2 separate regions of the Homo sapiens genome follow, and region 1 is linked to region 2. A link is an interaction called in ENCODE POLR2A ChIA-PET data of the cell type or tissue named here. Cell type or tissue: GM12878. All regions are shown on one strand.

Region 1 (8,000 bases), 98 kb after region 2:
AAAGGAGATACTAGTGTTCTTGCTTAGCAAAGTAAGATATGAGTATTTTTTAAACTTTGGATTATAAGATTTTCAAACATACACCAAAATAAAGAGGAGAATATAAAGGCATCAATTTCAACAACGATCGATGTATGCCAATTTTATTCCCTATCATCCATACCCAAAATATCATAGCATTACATCTGTAATTATGTAGAATCAAAATATAAATTGAATTATAATAAACATATTTCTGGCTGGGCACAGTGGCTCACACCTGTAATCCCAGCACTTTGGGAGGCCGAGGCAGGTGGATCACTTGAGGTCAGGAGTTCAAGACCAGCCTGGCCGACATGGCAAAACCCCGTCTCTACTGAAAATACAAAAATTAGCTGGGTGTGGTGGCACACGCCTGTAATCCCGACTACTCGGAAGGCTGAGGCAGGAGAATCACTTGAACCTGGGAGACAGAGGTTTCAGTGAGCCAAGATCGTGCCACTGCACTGCAGCCTGGGCAACAAGAGTGAGGCTCTGTAAGAAAGGGAAAGAAAGAAAGAAAAAGAAAGAAAGAAAGAGAAAAAAGAAAAAAGAAGGAAAGGAAAGAAGGAAGAGAAAGAAGAAAACAACAAATAACATATTTCTGAATTTCATTTTCTATTCATGATAGTACTTCATGAATTTCCACAAGTCATTTCTAAATAATACATGCAGGTAGATTTATTTCGTCCTTTATTAAATATTTAATTTCTTCAGAACCAGGATTTTTAGTAGTGTCTTCCTCTGCAAATACCTCTCAGGACCCAGTACAGTGAGATGCCTAAAATGGTGCTTGATAAATGCTATCTATTGTGAGACACATGCTGTTGTTCTGATCAACATAACTGCTACTGGCAGAAACACATAATCTAATGATGAGAAATGCAGTGTCACTTTCTAATGAAAACCACTCATTAAAACATAAAGTTTATGACAAGAAAATTATATATTTATTTGGTATAAAATTATCACAACCTTCACCTAATAATATCAGCACCTCTATTCCATCTCTTGGTTAAATAAATGAAACAAAAATGGTGATCCAATCATGTAAAGTTACTTGTTTTCTTTCTTTTCATCTTTTCACCACTGTTGAAATGTTCTCTCCAATATATTTAGCTTTTGAAACTTCATGAGAGTGAATGGAAATTCATTCAAATCTGGCTTTGTAATGAGTGGTTCATGGTTTTTGGTTTGTTATTTTTAACCTGACGTATCTGGAAACGTTCCCCTCCCCAGACTTGTTTATTGGCTCTCCTGCTCTCTCTCCTCAAGATCCAAAGCTAAAAAACATGCTGTTGAAAACAAAACAACTCTAGCCAAGGGAAATCTATGCAATGGAAAAGGGATTCTCCAGAATAAAGTGTAACCTCAAAACTGTGCATATTATCTCTCAAACAGGATGAGTACCTTCTCACTGCCAAAGTAGTTGGAGGGACATCAAACACCAGTGATGGGAACACTGAACCTCACATAAGGTAAAGCGATTCAGGAAAGTTTTGGTAAGCTCTCAGGTCCTGAATATAGATATATAAACTTAGGAAATGGTTTTCTCTGCTGAGCGGTTTCCTCAGGAGATTGGTTCCAGGACCTCCATGGATACCTAAATCTGCAGATGCTCAAGTTCCTAATATAAAAGGGCATAGTATATTCATATCACCTATGCACATTTTCCCACATACTTTAAATCATCTCTAGATTACTTATAAACCTATTACAATGTAAATATTATACAAATAGTTGTTATACTGTATTGTTTTTAAATTTGTATTATTTTTATTCTTGTTTTTTTTTTCAGATATTTTTTATCCGTGATTGGTTGACTCCACAAATGTGGAACCCACAGATAGGGAGGGCTGAATGTATTTGCAATATTGTCTCTGATTTATTAGAAAATAAACTAACATGTATACAAGTTACTGAGCTAAACACAACCAGATCCAGAATCATGTGGTAATTGAAATGCTTCACCTGAGCAGCTGGGCTTCAGTGCCTCTGTAACTGCACTGGAACATAAAAGCTACTCCTAGAAACACACAACTCTCTCTCTTTTTGAGTTTCAAATTTCTGAGATAAGTGTCCCACTATCTAGACTAATATGAGTCCGGTTAAAAGTATTAAAGTATCTTTGGGGTATCTATGGAGTGTTTTTCAGGGGAAAAGTCATATGAGCCATGCAGGTACCTGCAGAAAGAACATTCCAGGCAGAGAGAAGAGGAAATGCCAAGGCTCTGAGATGGAAACATGTCTGAAATGTTGGTGAAATAGCCGGCAGACTAGTGATCAGGAGAGAGAGTAGGAGGTGACTTCAGAGATTATCAGTGAGCCCATTGTCTAGAGCCTTATAGCCCACGTAAAGACTTTGGCTTGTATTCTAGGTGAGATGGGAAGCACTTGGAAATTTTAGGCAGGAGAATTATGTGATTTGACTTGACATATTTTAGAACAGTTATGTTTCGAATAGACTGAAAGAGGAAGAACACGGAAGCATGAAGATTAATTAGAAAGCAATAACAATGATCTAGGAAACAAATAATAATGGTTTGGGTCAGGTGTAAGAATGGAGGTAGGAGCTGGATTCTGAATATAAGTACAGAACAAATAGGTTACGCTGGCAAGTAAGATTGAGATAAATCACTGCAGGGTGGGCAGAAAAGAGAGTTCACTAGACAGGAAGCTGGGATTTCTGAGTTGGAGTTTTGGCCAAAAACACATTTACAATGCTACTGGAAGAAAGTCGCTGAAAAGTATGAAAGTCACTGAAAAGTATGAAGTCACTGAAAAGTATGATTTTTCACACCTACAAAAATGGGGTTAATTACCTTCAGGACCTCACAAGACAAATGATTATGACATCTGTGTAAATGTTGGTTTGCTTGGATTGAGTCACTGCTCTATGTGACTTTGTGCAAGTGAATTATTAGCCTGAGCAACTGTGGAGGGAAGGATGAAATCAAATCTGGAATATTTTGAGAACAAACAAAAAATAAAAATATCACCGCTGTGAAGAAATAATTTAAGAAGCTTTATTTTAAAAGGCAAAGGCCGAGCAAAGTCACTCACCTCTTTAATCCCAGACAGGAGGATTTCTTGAAGCCAGGAATTTGAGACAAGCCTGGGCATCATAGTGAGACCTTATCTCAACAAAAAATAAAAAGTTAGCTAGGCATGGTGATGTGTGCCTGTAGTCCTAGCTACTCAGGAGTATGAGGCAGGAGGATCGCTTGAACCCAGGATTTCAAGGCTGCAGTGAGCTATGATGGCACCACTGCACTCCAGCCTGGGTGACACAGTGAGACCCTGTCTCTACAACAAAAATTAAATAAAATACTCTTTCTGAGCTCAGAATAGCCATAGAAGAAAGTTCAAAAAAATTATTTTAATCAAAGCCTTATGATTCCTAGTAGTAATATGGATTTTGTACTCTTTGAACCTAGATTTATGAATTGTTATCAAGGCACGGATTGAGGAATACAAACCAAAAAGAAAACATAAAATGACAAAAAAACCCCTTCATTTGCAGTTTCAGTTTCAGTTAAACACAACAGTCTTCTTCTGTTTTCTCCTCTCTCTAAGCAGGTTTGCACTACTCTGGAATTTTTCTGAATTTTTACTAAGAAGAGAAATACATGACTGAGTTATTCTAAGGGACTCAAAAGTTTACAACTTTCCCAATCTGCTTAAATATGCAAAGCCCAAGCTACCTCTTTCTAATTCACAAATACAAAAAAGCACCCATAGTTGAAAGTTTAGGATAAGTATGGAAGGGTTGGTGAGCAGCCAGCCAGGGTGAGAGGGCAGGAGACATAGAGGAGAAAGCAAGGCTGTGGTGTTCCACATGGAGCCACCTTCTCAGCAGAGAGGCATGCTCTCAATTACCCTTTCCTTCTCCCCTTTATTTCTCTATAACCTCCCAAGTCTTCCCCATAAAACATACCTATCCTAAGTCCAAGTATCTCAACATCCTGAAAAGTAACTGAAAAGCCATTTAATAAGCCAATTTAAATTGAATTATTAACAATAGATAAAAATTAGTCTTTGAGCTTTCTCTGCATTTTGAGGAGGAGCTCCCAGTAATACAATGGCCTAAAGTCCTGGTTAAAAGGTGAAATGCTTAGGTACCATGAAGATAGATGTTTAGCAAGGAGTTCCTTTGAGAAAGACTCATGAAATCTTCCCATAAGGTGGTTTTCTTCTTTGCCAATACTTTAAAACAGTAGTCTTTAGCATTGTCCCTAAGACCATCTCAGGGGGTCCACATAATCAAAAAATTATTGTCATGATAACACCAATAAATTATTTGACTTTTTCACTCTCATTCTCTAATAAATGTGCTCTGAAGTCTTCCAGAAGCTATATGATGTTTGATGTTGGCATCACTCTGATGGCTAATAGGATATATGGTTACACATTTTTGTATTTAAATTTTATCAGTTTTAATTTCAAATATGATAAATATCAACAGATATAATTCACATTACAGAAAAAGCTCTTTGGGATCCTCAATGATGTTTTCAAATGCATAAAGGGGTCCTAAGACCAAAATGTTTAAGAACTGTTGCATTAAGTCATCCTGCCTGATCTAGTACCAATTTAGCAGAGATACTAGAAATACAGCAAAATACAAGGGGTTGGTTCCCACTAAATTCAAAACTATGTGAGCTAATCTGTCTGCAAAGGTTGGTATCTAAAAGCAAAATCAAAAGAACACATATAAAGAAGTGCTGCAGAACTGACAGGGTCATGTCAAAAGGACATAGGCACCAACTCAAAGGAGCTCACACCGGCCAGACATCTGATTTGTGTTTTTGTGATTAGTCAGAAACACCAGCTTATCTTTTTTTTTTTTTTTTTTTTTTTGAGACCGAGTCTCGCTCTGTTGCCCAGGCTGGAGTGCAGTGGCGCTATCTCGGCTCACTGCAAGCTCCGCCTCCTGGGTTCACGCCATTCTCCTGCCTCAGCCTCCCGAGTAGCTGGGACTATAGGCGCCCGGCTAATTTTTTGTATTTTTAGTAGAGACGGGGTTTCACCGTGTTAGCCAGGATGGTCTCGATCTCCTGACCTCGAGATCCGCCCGCCTCGGCCTCCCAAAGTACTGGGATTGCAGGCTTGAGCCACCGCGCCCAGCCCAGCTCATCTTTTAGGAGGGGAAAGATAGAGAGGAGGGGAGGGTTTTACATATGATGGGAAAAGACAAGGATTATCATTCATTTCCACATTTCCCAAGAGAATATCATAAGCCAAATATTTGGAGTCAACACTTTTAATTGTTCAATATTTTACTACAAATATAAGAAACAATACAGAATTAAATAACACATGAAAATCTTGCTATATATATATATAAATATCCAATTTAACAGCGAAAACAACTTACACTTTAATTCCTAGGCCACTGGATAGACACAGACAAAGCAGAAGATACTGAAAAAGCAACTAATTATGGTTATTAAAGATTCAACATCATTCCACTAGCTGGAACAATATCTTTAGAACAAAGGGATTGTATGCTCATATTTGCCTCCTCTGCTATTGGGAAAAGTTAACGCATGGAAAAAGAAGCCAGCAGAGACAAAGCATATGAATTGGCTGACTGCTATACAGGAAATCTCCTAAACATCTGTTTTCATAATGTATTTTCATTATATGAGGCTGAATTTAGAATGACGTAAAATAGGGCTGGGTCATGTTATAAGACAAATGGACAGGGAGGGCATGCTTCTCAAAAAATGTGAGCTATTGTCTAAGACTAACAATATTTATCTAGCTATAAAAATAAGTTAAATGAATAAGTTAAGATTGCCAATGTTACTTCACAATAAATTCAGTCCTATTTGTGTTGGAGTAAATCTCATAGAAGCACATGAAGAACAGCAGTGAAACCAAGGATTCTAGCAAGGCCAGCTATTAGCAAAGCAGTAAGCAGGAACTGGACTAGATACCAAATGATGGGGAAACAGACTCATAGACCTAAGAACATAGGAAGAAGAGATGTAACATCAACAGAAAGGCAAAAGGTAAGCTCTCTGTATTCTTTCTTCTCTCTCTCTTTCAATTCTTCCCCCTTTGCTTATTCCCTTTTTTTTTCTGGAATTACATTTTAAATTAAGTTTTAGAGCTATGTGGTAAATTATTTGGTCCAATTCCTTTATACTTTGGATGAGGTAAAGTGACTAACAGAGGTCCCCACCAGTAGGAGCCCAAGTCAGTCTGTGAGCTCAGTGCTCCTGATACTAACTAAGTCCAGTGCCCTTTCAACCACATAACATGGCATTGCTTTACAAAATCAAGTCCTACAACAGACCTGAGAGGTAAACTGACTTCCTCTTGGGATTCAAACACTGAGTAGCTCAGATGGCAGTAAAAAGTCGTGGGATCCTTAAGGCTTTCGCTCCCACCTCTTTTGCTCTTTCAGGTCCTTTGGAGAATGGCCCCTTTTCCTCCTGCTTTTCTCTTGTGTCAAATTCAAGTAGACCAGGGAATCACTTTCAGGGTGCTGTGTGACTTATTTAGGGCTCTGGATAAAAGAAAAACAAGGTATTAACTTTGGACACTTGTAAATTCTATCATAATACATTTTAAGAAGATAAATAATAGAGAGATTAAGAAACACAGAGTTATTCTAGTGTATATTCATTGGCAAAGATAAAGAAGTAGACATTTCTGACCCAGTATGGTGTGAGGGGACTATGACTCTTTACAAGAACAAAAGTAGGCTGGATGCAGTGGCTTGTGGCTGTAAGCCCAGTGTTTTAGGAGGCCGAGGCGGGAGGATCATTTGAGCCCAGAAGTTCAAGACCAGTCTGGGCAACATAGTAAGACCTTGTCTCTACAAAAAATAAAAATAAAAAAAAAAATAGCTGGACATGGTGGCATGCACCTGTAGTCCCAGCTACTCAGGAGGCTGAGGCGTGAGGATAACTTGAGCTCAGGAGATTGGGGCTGCAGTGAGCTATGATCTCACCACCGCACTCCAGCCCCAGGCAATATAGCAAGACACTATCTCTAAAAACAACAAAACAACAACAACCAAAAACAAAAACAAAACTGAAGCAAAAATAAAAGGGCATACGTAATCCTAGGAAATAATGGTTTAGAAAATCACCTAAGACTACAAGTAAAGGAATATGTTCAAAAATTCCAAATGATCAAAATGTATTCTATTTGTAAGCTTTGTTTCTGATGGATAATAACTCACTGGATGTCAGGGTAGAAATGGTCACGAAGTAGAGGCCTTTCCAAGGGCTAGTGGCTTTCTGGCACATACTGGGAGCCTGGAAACCTCTCAAGGCACATAGACGATGAAGTAAAAGACTTGGAATTTTATCTTGGCACCACCTCTCACTCTCTGTGTAATCTTAGGTAATTGTTTACCAGAACCTGCAAAGTTCTGCACATTTTAGATCCTGCCCAATATTTCTAACATCAGATATCAATGGACCATGGAAAGACCATCTTCTCCCAACATGGCTCAATATTTTTCAATTTCAATAGTAAAAACGAATTACTAGAAAAATGACATAAAATAACATAATTCATTTTTAAATTATCAGATTTAACAGATATAAAATTACTGTCAAATTCTTATCATAGAGTGTAAGCATTTTTTCTCAGTTATGTACTTATTTTACTTCAGACTAGTAAAGAACACTTCTTGGATGGGCAACCATCCTCAGACCATATTGGGAGTAACACTGCTCTAAAATATATACATATATATATATATTTTTTTTAGATGAAGTCTCACTGTGTCAACCAAGCTAGAGTGCAGTGGCGCAATCTCTGCTCCCTGTAACCTCCACCTCCTAGGTTCAAGTGATTCTCCTGCCTCAGCCTCCTGAGTAGCTGGGAGTACAGGCACATGCCACTATGCCCGGCTAATTTTCATATTTTCAGTAGAGATGGGGTTTCACTATGTTGGCCAGGCTGGTCTTGAACTCCTGACCTCAGGTGATCTGCCTGCCTCAGCCTCCCAAAGTGCT
Region 2 (8,000 bases):
TAACCAACCATAAATACAGTAATGATTGTATATTTCAAGTCAGTCTTCCAAAATAAGAAATTTTTGCTGTGTCAGTCTAAGAATGGTGTTTCTTAAATGCAAAGGAGAAATCATTTTAGGCTTGATGTAAGAAAATGAAAATAATAAATGGTGCAATAAAAATATAGAATATACCAATTGGATATAGGGTAGATGTTCCACATACCTGGCAAACAAATGCTTATATCTACTCTGTTAGATTGATAAGCAAATATAGGTATTAATGGAGCAGTCAACGTATAGCACATTTATGAGGAAAGTAGAGACTCACTGGGTCACATAGACTAATGGATAGGAATGTGACATAATGCTGCTGAATTAATATACTTATGGGCATCTGAATAGTTTAAAAGTTAGTCAGAATAGGTATCACTGGGCAAGTGAAGATAGCTTAAACTGCTTCATGCTTGACTTGATAGCAAGTTAAAGTGCAATTAATGGAATGGAGGAAAACCCAGAATATTTAATTGGTCTGTAGGGGTCAATTTGCTTTCATTCACCACATCTGCATCTTGCTGTTCTTCTTACTAAGGAATCAGGGCAAATCATCTGTAGTGACATATTTTAGTTTGCTAATCATTTATTTTAAAATACTGAGGTTGCAGCCACTTAAGAGTATAGCAAAAGATGGATTCAGATTTTTGGACTTTCCAAAGTACTTGAGTTAAACTATTTCAAAAATAGCCTATAATTTTATTCAACAGTTTGAGGCTATTCGAATTCTCAGGTGCTGCTACTGAATAATGTAATAGTCTTCATACAAAGTGGATAGCAAAGGTTAAAATCCATTTCAACAAATATGTGAGCTGAGCTGCTGCACAAAGGAATGTGATGTGTGTGTGTGTGTGTGTGTGTGTGTGTGTTAGGTGGGGTGGGTGACAACAGAAATGGTGCACGAGAAACTGATCAAATTGACATTATATTTTCAGTTTGCTTATGAAGCTCAAAATACTAGAGTAAATGGGTCATTAAAGAAAATAATATGTGAAATTATGGAGTTTAGAATACAAGTGGGGTATATATACAAAAAGACAAAACTGAGGTTTTGTGGTGGAGAGATTTTCTTAAGTAACACTGGCATTAAGTTTTAGCTCCTTAGATTTGGGGGTGCAAATATTCTTTTGAGTCACTGTTATTTTGCCAATTACACCTAGAATTTCAAGCAACCAATTCGAGATAGGCTGTTTTAGCCAGGCTGCATTTGTGGACAACTTATGTAAGAAAGACATGTTAGAATAGCTGCTTGTGGTATTCTTAAAAATAGAAACAGGAAATATGGGGAGGATACATTTAGCTGTCCTCTTATCAGATGAACACACGAAATTGAACAGTTCCTTCATGATTCTCTCAAACTTAAAAGCAAAATATTTCTGTCTTATTTAAAATATCCTTAGTATGTCTTATAGTAAAGATAATGCTGATAATGATTTCATCTCTAAGATGTATTAATATATTTGTACTGTTTGCCAAAATCACAAATCATTTATGTTTTTATTCCTTTTCAAAATGGTGTCAGAGACATACATGCATTTTCCCAAATGACTCTACTTCACTATTATTTACATGGCTTATTTCATTAGTTTATAGAGGGTTTGAGAAAAAGAATATGTAGATAATTTAATGGTTTTTCACAAATTTTAAGCTTGTGATTGTGCTCAATGAGAAGGTAAAGTTATTAAAACTTATTTGAAATCAATTTGGCATCTGATTTTGTACCCCAAAATGTGTGGACATGAATAGAATACTGATTCTTAAACCCCCTGACACATAAAAGCGACCCGAATAACTTGCTAAACTGCAGACTATTAACTTGCAGCACTAAGAAATTCTGATTCAGGAGGTCTAGAAAATGGCTCTTTAATCATCATCTTTAAAAGACATGCCAACCAATTTTAATATGTTTCCCAGTGTCCACAATTTGAGAAAACTAGTAGAGGCTAGGTTTGGTATATGTGGTTTATTTGATCAGTTTTGTGCACCAACCAAAACTATCTAGTCCCCAGAATGAATTCTCTGGCGCGATCATATCTATTTTGCTAAATATATAAACTTTTTTCAGAGCACTTTTAGGTTCAGCAAAGCTAAGCGGTGAGCATTGAGAGTTTCTATACCGTCTTCCCCCACACATGCACAGTTTCTCCCATCATCAACATCCTGTACTTCAGTGGTGCCTTTGTTACAATCAGTAACTAGAATTGACATGTCATTATCAACCAAAGTTCATGGGTTACATGAGGGTTCACACTTGCAGTTCTTTGGGTTTTGACATGTATAATGACTTGTATCCACCATTATAGTGATTTACAGAATAGTTTCACTGTCCTAAAAATCCTCTGTGCTCTACTCATTTATCACTCCCTCCAAGCCCCTGACAACCACTGCCTCTATTGCTTTGCCTTTTCCAGAGTGCCGTACAGTTGGCATCATGCCCCATGTAGCCTTTTCAGATTTGCTTCTTTCACTTAGTAATATGCATTTAAGTTTCCCCCATGTCTTATCATGGCTTGATAGTTCATTTCTTTTTAATGGTGAATAATATTCCACTGTCAGAATGTACCACAGTTTATCTGTTCATCTACTGAAGGACATTTTTGTTGCTTCCAAGTTTTGACAATTATGAATAAAACTGCTCTAAACATTTGTGTGCAGGGTTTTAGAAAAACTTCAATTTGAAATTCAGGGGTACATGGGCAGATTTGTTATACAGGTAAACCAGTGTCATGGAAAGTTTGTTGTATAGATTATTTTATCACCCAAGTATTAAGCCTATTAGTACCCATTAGTTATTTTATCTGATCTTCTCCCTCCTCCCACTCTCCACCCTCTAGTGGGCCTTAATGTCTGTTGTTCCCCTCTATATTTCCATGTGTTCTCATCATTTAGCTCCCACTTATTTTTTTTTTAATTTTTTATTTTTTTTTTTGAGACGGAGTCTCGCTCTGTCCCCCAGGCTGGAGTGCAGTGGCGTGATCTCGGCTCACTGCAAGCTCTGCCTCCCGGGTTCACGCCATTCTCCTGCCTCAGCCTCCCGAGTAGCTGGGACTACAGGCACCCGCCACCACGCTTGGCTAATTTTCTAATTTTTTTTTGTATTTTTTAGTAGAGACGGGGTTTCACCCTGTTAGCCAGGATGGTCTCGATCTCCTGACCTTGTGATCCGCCCACCTTGGCCTCCCAAAGTGCTGGGATTACAGGCTTGAGCCACTGCGCCCGGCCATTTAGCTCCCACTTATAAGTGAGAACATGCAATAGTCTTTAGTTTGCTAAGGGTAATGGCTTCTAGTTCCATCGATGTTCCTGAAAAGGACATGATCTCATTCTTTTTCATGGCTGCATAGTGTTTCATGGTGTATATGTACCACATTTTCTTTATCCAGTCTTCCATTAATGGACATTTGGTTGATTCCATGCTTTGCTATTGTGAGTAGTGCTACAGTGAACATAAGCATGTATTTGTCTTTAAAACAGAACAATTTATATTCCTTTGGATATATACCCAGTAATGGGATTGCTGGGTCAAATGGTAGTTCTGTTTTCAGCTCTTTGAGGAATTGCCACACTGCTTTCCACAATGGTTAAACTAATTTACACTCTCACCAACAGTGTATAAGTGTTCCCTTTTCTTCGCAACCTCACCAGTGTCTTATTTTTTGACTTTTTAATAGTAGCCATTCTGACAGGTGTGAGACAGCATTGTTATGGTTATGACTCACATTTCAATTTTCAACTCCTTTGGGTAAATACCAAGGAGGATGATGGCTGGATTGTATGGTAAGAGTATGTTGAGTTTTGTAAGAAATTGTCAAAATATCTTCCAAAGTAACTGTACCATTTTGTATTTTCACCGGCAATAAATGAGACTTACTGTTATTTCACATCCTAACCAGCATTTAGTGTTGTCAGTGTTTTGGAATTTTGCCATTCGAATAGGTGTGTAGTGGTATCTCATTATTTTAATTTGGAATTCCCTAATGACATACACTGTTGTGCATCTTTTCATATAGTTATTTGTAATCCATGTATCCTCTTTAGTGAGGTGTCTGTTCAGATCTTTTGCCCATTGTTTAACTGGGTTGTTCATTTTCTTGTTGAATTTTAAGAGTTCTCTGTATAGTTTTGATAACAACCTTTATCAAATATGTCTCTTTTTCTAGATTGCATGTAGTCTTTTTTTTTTTCTTTTTTAAATTTTAGATTCAAGGGGTATATGTGCATGTTTGTTACATGGGTATTACATGTATAATGGTGAGTGTTGGGCTTGTAGTATACCCATCACCAAAACACTGGGCATTGTATCCAGTAGGAATTTTTCAACCCTCAGCTCCTCCCCACTATCTCCACAGTCTCCAGGGTCTATTTTCTCCATCTTTACATCCATGTGTGCCATTTGTTTAGCTCCCACTGGCAAACAATTTATTTCAGTATGTGGCTTCTCTTCCTCTCAGTATAATTCATAGCACTTATTTCTTATTATGTTTCCTATAATATTAGACTGTGGGCTTCTTATGAGCAAGGACTATGTCACATTCTTCCTCAGTTTTTTAGCTCAGTGTTTGGCGCATATTATGATTAAATAATGTTTAATTAATGAATGACTGTGTTTGCAAAGTGAGTCATCTACTCTCTTGATACTCAAAAGATGGCCCTCAAATCAGTAACATGGGAATCCTTTGGGAGCTTGTTAGTATGTAGAATCTCAGCCTTCACATGCTAAATAAGTATCGACATTTTAGCAAGATCTTCAGATAATCAGTATGCACTTTGATGTTTGTGAATCTTGTGTTCCACTTAACCTTTATGAACCCATCTTTCCCCACCCAAAGTCAGGTGTGGTAGGACTCCAAGTCACATTTATAGGATAGACTAATTTAGAAAGTTCTATTTTAGGCAGAAACAGGAAAGGCCACAAAGTAAAAATGACAAGTGAGAGAGCACAGTACTATTTTATAGAAGTTTTGCTAAACCTGAGAACATGAGAACTGAAAGTCCTGTGCTAGAAATCAACTTACAGTTTCAAAAATAAGTTCTGTGGGTTAATCTTTAAAATCAGGCCCTTATTTTGAAGTTGGTCAGGTGAAACATTCCATGGCAATTGTTTTATCTGCACCCAATTTATAACCACCTATTAGCACCTACCAGTTTGCTAGGTTCTGAGGTTAGTATGGTTGAGAAAGATTTCATTCCTGCCTGACACTGCTTATGGTATAGATGAAGAAGTAGAAGTTAAACAAAAAATTATAATCTCATTGTTGAATTCTGTTGTGGAGATAGGTGCAAAATGTTGTGAAAACACCATCGAATATTAAGTTTCTTGAGTATAAGAACTATGTATATTGTTCACTGTAGTAGAGTTCATGTTTCTGAGACTGAGGGTTTTGAGGGAACCCTAAATAATCACATTCTTCTGGCTCTACAGATTGTTAGCCAACTGAAAAATGGAAGAGTCAGATTGGGGATAATATTAATAATAAAGATGGATTGACAAGCACAGCTTGGGCCCCAAACCAAAATGTGTTTCCTACCCATTCCCCCATCTAAACTTGCTTGACTTTGGGACCCCTTTATAGGAGAGTTATGTCTACAGAAAGATACCTAGCCAGTCATGTGGGGAATGTCAGCCTGCTTCAAGTTTCCTTGATTGCAGATGAGGGTCAGAGATATAACTACAACCTCCTTGCCTTTGATGCAAGACGTTCTTTCAGAGGTTAATGTGGTTAAAAGGGTGAGAAGCTCTGCCCATCACACCAGTATGTTAAATCAATCCTCTTTCTGTAAGGAGAAGCCTGCAAGAGGGCAGATCATAGGAGGACCTTATATCAAAGCTAAAGTGAGAACATGAGGAAAGAGAAACAATGACTTTTTCCTAGATTGGGAATATGGTAAGTAATTGCTGAATGTTAAATTACTGAACTGAATGAATTAAAAACAAGAAACAACTACTTCTTTCAGGGAAGTCAAAAAATGTCATTTGTGCCTTCTCTTAGAGCCAGAAAAAAGGGAGGAGAGAATTTTAAGTGCAGAAAAGAGCCATTCAAAACAGGATGGCACATTCTGAGATTGTTGGCCAGGCAGCCAGTGGCTGTAGAGTAGGTTATGGGGAGGGAATTACAAAATATAACACCAATTTTGGTTGTAATTGCCACTTAAATACAATGTAGGTAGCCAAAGTTCTTTCCTGTATATTATACAAAACATTGTGAAAGATCTATTGGCAACGATTTTCTCTTTAAGCTTCTTGGCTATCACAGATGTGCACAACTGACATGCTGATAAAGGCATAAAATTTATTTTTATTTTAGACAATGTTATTAAAACTTATCCAAGTCTTATGTTTAACAGTTGATAAATGATTTTATTTGGGGTTAAATACAAGGAAGAACAGTATTGAGTAGAATTTTAGCAAACCCTATGAGGTCACAACCAAATAGAGGTTAGAAACCTCAAACTTTCTTATTTGCCATTGACAATCTACCTTAAAACAATTAAAAATGTTAGCTCCAAACTGGATAATGACAGACTGCGTTGTTCTTTAAACTTTTGGAAATGTGTGTTTTCTTTGAATAGTATGCTATAATGTGATTGGACAACATATGATTCCTAAGTTTATTTGAATAATATTGGTGTTTATTATGCATCTTTCAAAAAAAAAGTTAAAAAGTTCAAATTAAGAAGTATTATAGTCAATCTCTTCCAAGGAAGTATTCCAAGTAATAGTGGAGCTGGCCCACAGATTGACTAACTGCTATATGAAATTGAGACCTATGCTTTAGGGCTTTCTATGGCTCGTAATCATATATTTATAAGCACTCCACAATATTTTACCTCTTGTAATTCTTGATGATCCCTTGACAATAATAAAATGTTTATAACAATTGATATCTACCATTTATTTATTGCTTGTCTATGTGCCAAACACTGCTCTAAGTCTTTTAAATGTACAACTTGTTTAATTCTCACAGTCACCTTATGAAGTAAGCGGTTATCATTCTCATTCTACTGATCAGGAAACTGAGGCACACAGTCATCAAGTAACTTGTCCAAGTTCTCATCACTAATAAGTGATAGAAACTAAATCCCAACCTAGTAATCTGATTCCAGAACCTATGTTCTTACCACAGCACCAACTTGAGGAGCAATGGAGAAGAATTTGGGATTGTTCTAGACTCTGTAGTATGCATAAGAAAGCCTTGGATCTGTGCTGAAACCATCTCAGGATTGTCTCATTAAGCCCTGCTTAAGAGTGGTGATGCTTGCAATTGCCCAGTTATCAGCGTTGGGCCATCAGTAGAAGGAAGGAATTGAACTAGGCAAAAATATGGCACTACATTGGAGAAATAATACGCTCATGGCAAGGACAGAGTACAAGATGGTCATCAGGTTGACTATGCACAGGAGGAGACAAAAATGAGCAGTCTACAATCAGGAGGTCAGGAATCTAAATGACAATGTCCAGAGATTAGACAAGTAGTATGAGAAACTAGCACAGAGCCCAACAGCATGAAAAAGGCTGGATTCTGAGCCAACTGCATTTTAATGCAGGAGTCTCTAACATAATTCCCCTTCAGACTGTGTCCTAGACTGAGATGGGCTTAAATCTCCAGATAAAAACAAGTATTCAGATTTGTCAGGAGAAGAGAATTGAAGAATTAGAGAATCTAGAGGTTCCTAACAACAGTGATGGGAGAAGTTATGGAGCTTAGGCAGACCTGACATATTTCACCACAGCTCCCTGCCCCTGGAGAAGCATCGATATGTTGGAAAAACAGGAGAAACAGTGACAAAGTCAAAGAAAGAAGAGACTCAAGGACTTAGGAATAAACCATTGAACCAAAATTGCAGTTAAGGGTAAGTTTCGTCATCTGTAAGCTAAAAATGCACCTTAGTGGTCTTGGGAAAACCAGAGTGTCTTCCATTTGTTAAAACCCACATATCACACAAAATGTCCTAGTTTTAAACTCTTT

The links. ChIA-PET counts read pairs that join two places held together with the same protein. Peaks named below come from ENCODE experiments on the same cell type or tissue, not always from the same donor. Only the 100,000 strongest peaks of a DNase experiment are listed, where the experiment ranks them.
Region 1: POLR2A ChIA-PET joins it to region 2 with 5 read pairs; 3 of 35 experiments call an interaction of 5 or more read pairs at or near these places.

What each region holds. Positions count from the first base shown.
Region 1 is chr3:112,360,078-112,368,077 of GRCh38, reverse strand. CD200 (CD200 molecule) reads right to left here. Exons shown (of 6, transcript NM_005944.7): 6 at 5,266-6,535. The coding sequence ends at 6,528. Among named protein-coding and RNA genes, the nearest start is that of CD200, 31 kb to the right of the region's middle. In GM12878, no CTCF peak of the experiment used is centred here; a DNase peak (open chromatin) is centred at 3,580; H3K4me3 peaks cover 770 bases; H3K27ac peaks cover 3,292 bases.
Region 2 is chr3:112,457,701-112,465,700 of GRCh38, reverse strand. It overlaps BTLA (B and T lymphocyte associated), which reads left to right. Exons shown (of 5, transcript NM_181780.4): 5 at 1-1,735. Among named protein-coding and RNA genes, the nearest start is that of BTLA, 38 kb to the left of the region's middle. RefSeq lists an enhancer at 2,047-2,186. In GM12878, no CTCF peak of the experiment used is centred here; DNase peaks (open chromatin) are centred at 1,210, 2,219, 4,910 and 5,710; H3K4me3 peaks cover 3,963 bases; H3K27ac peaks cover 7,534 bases.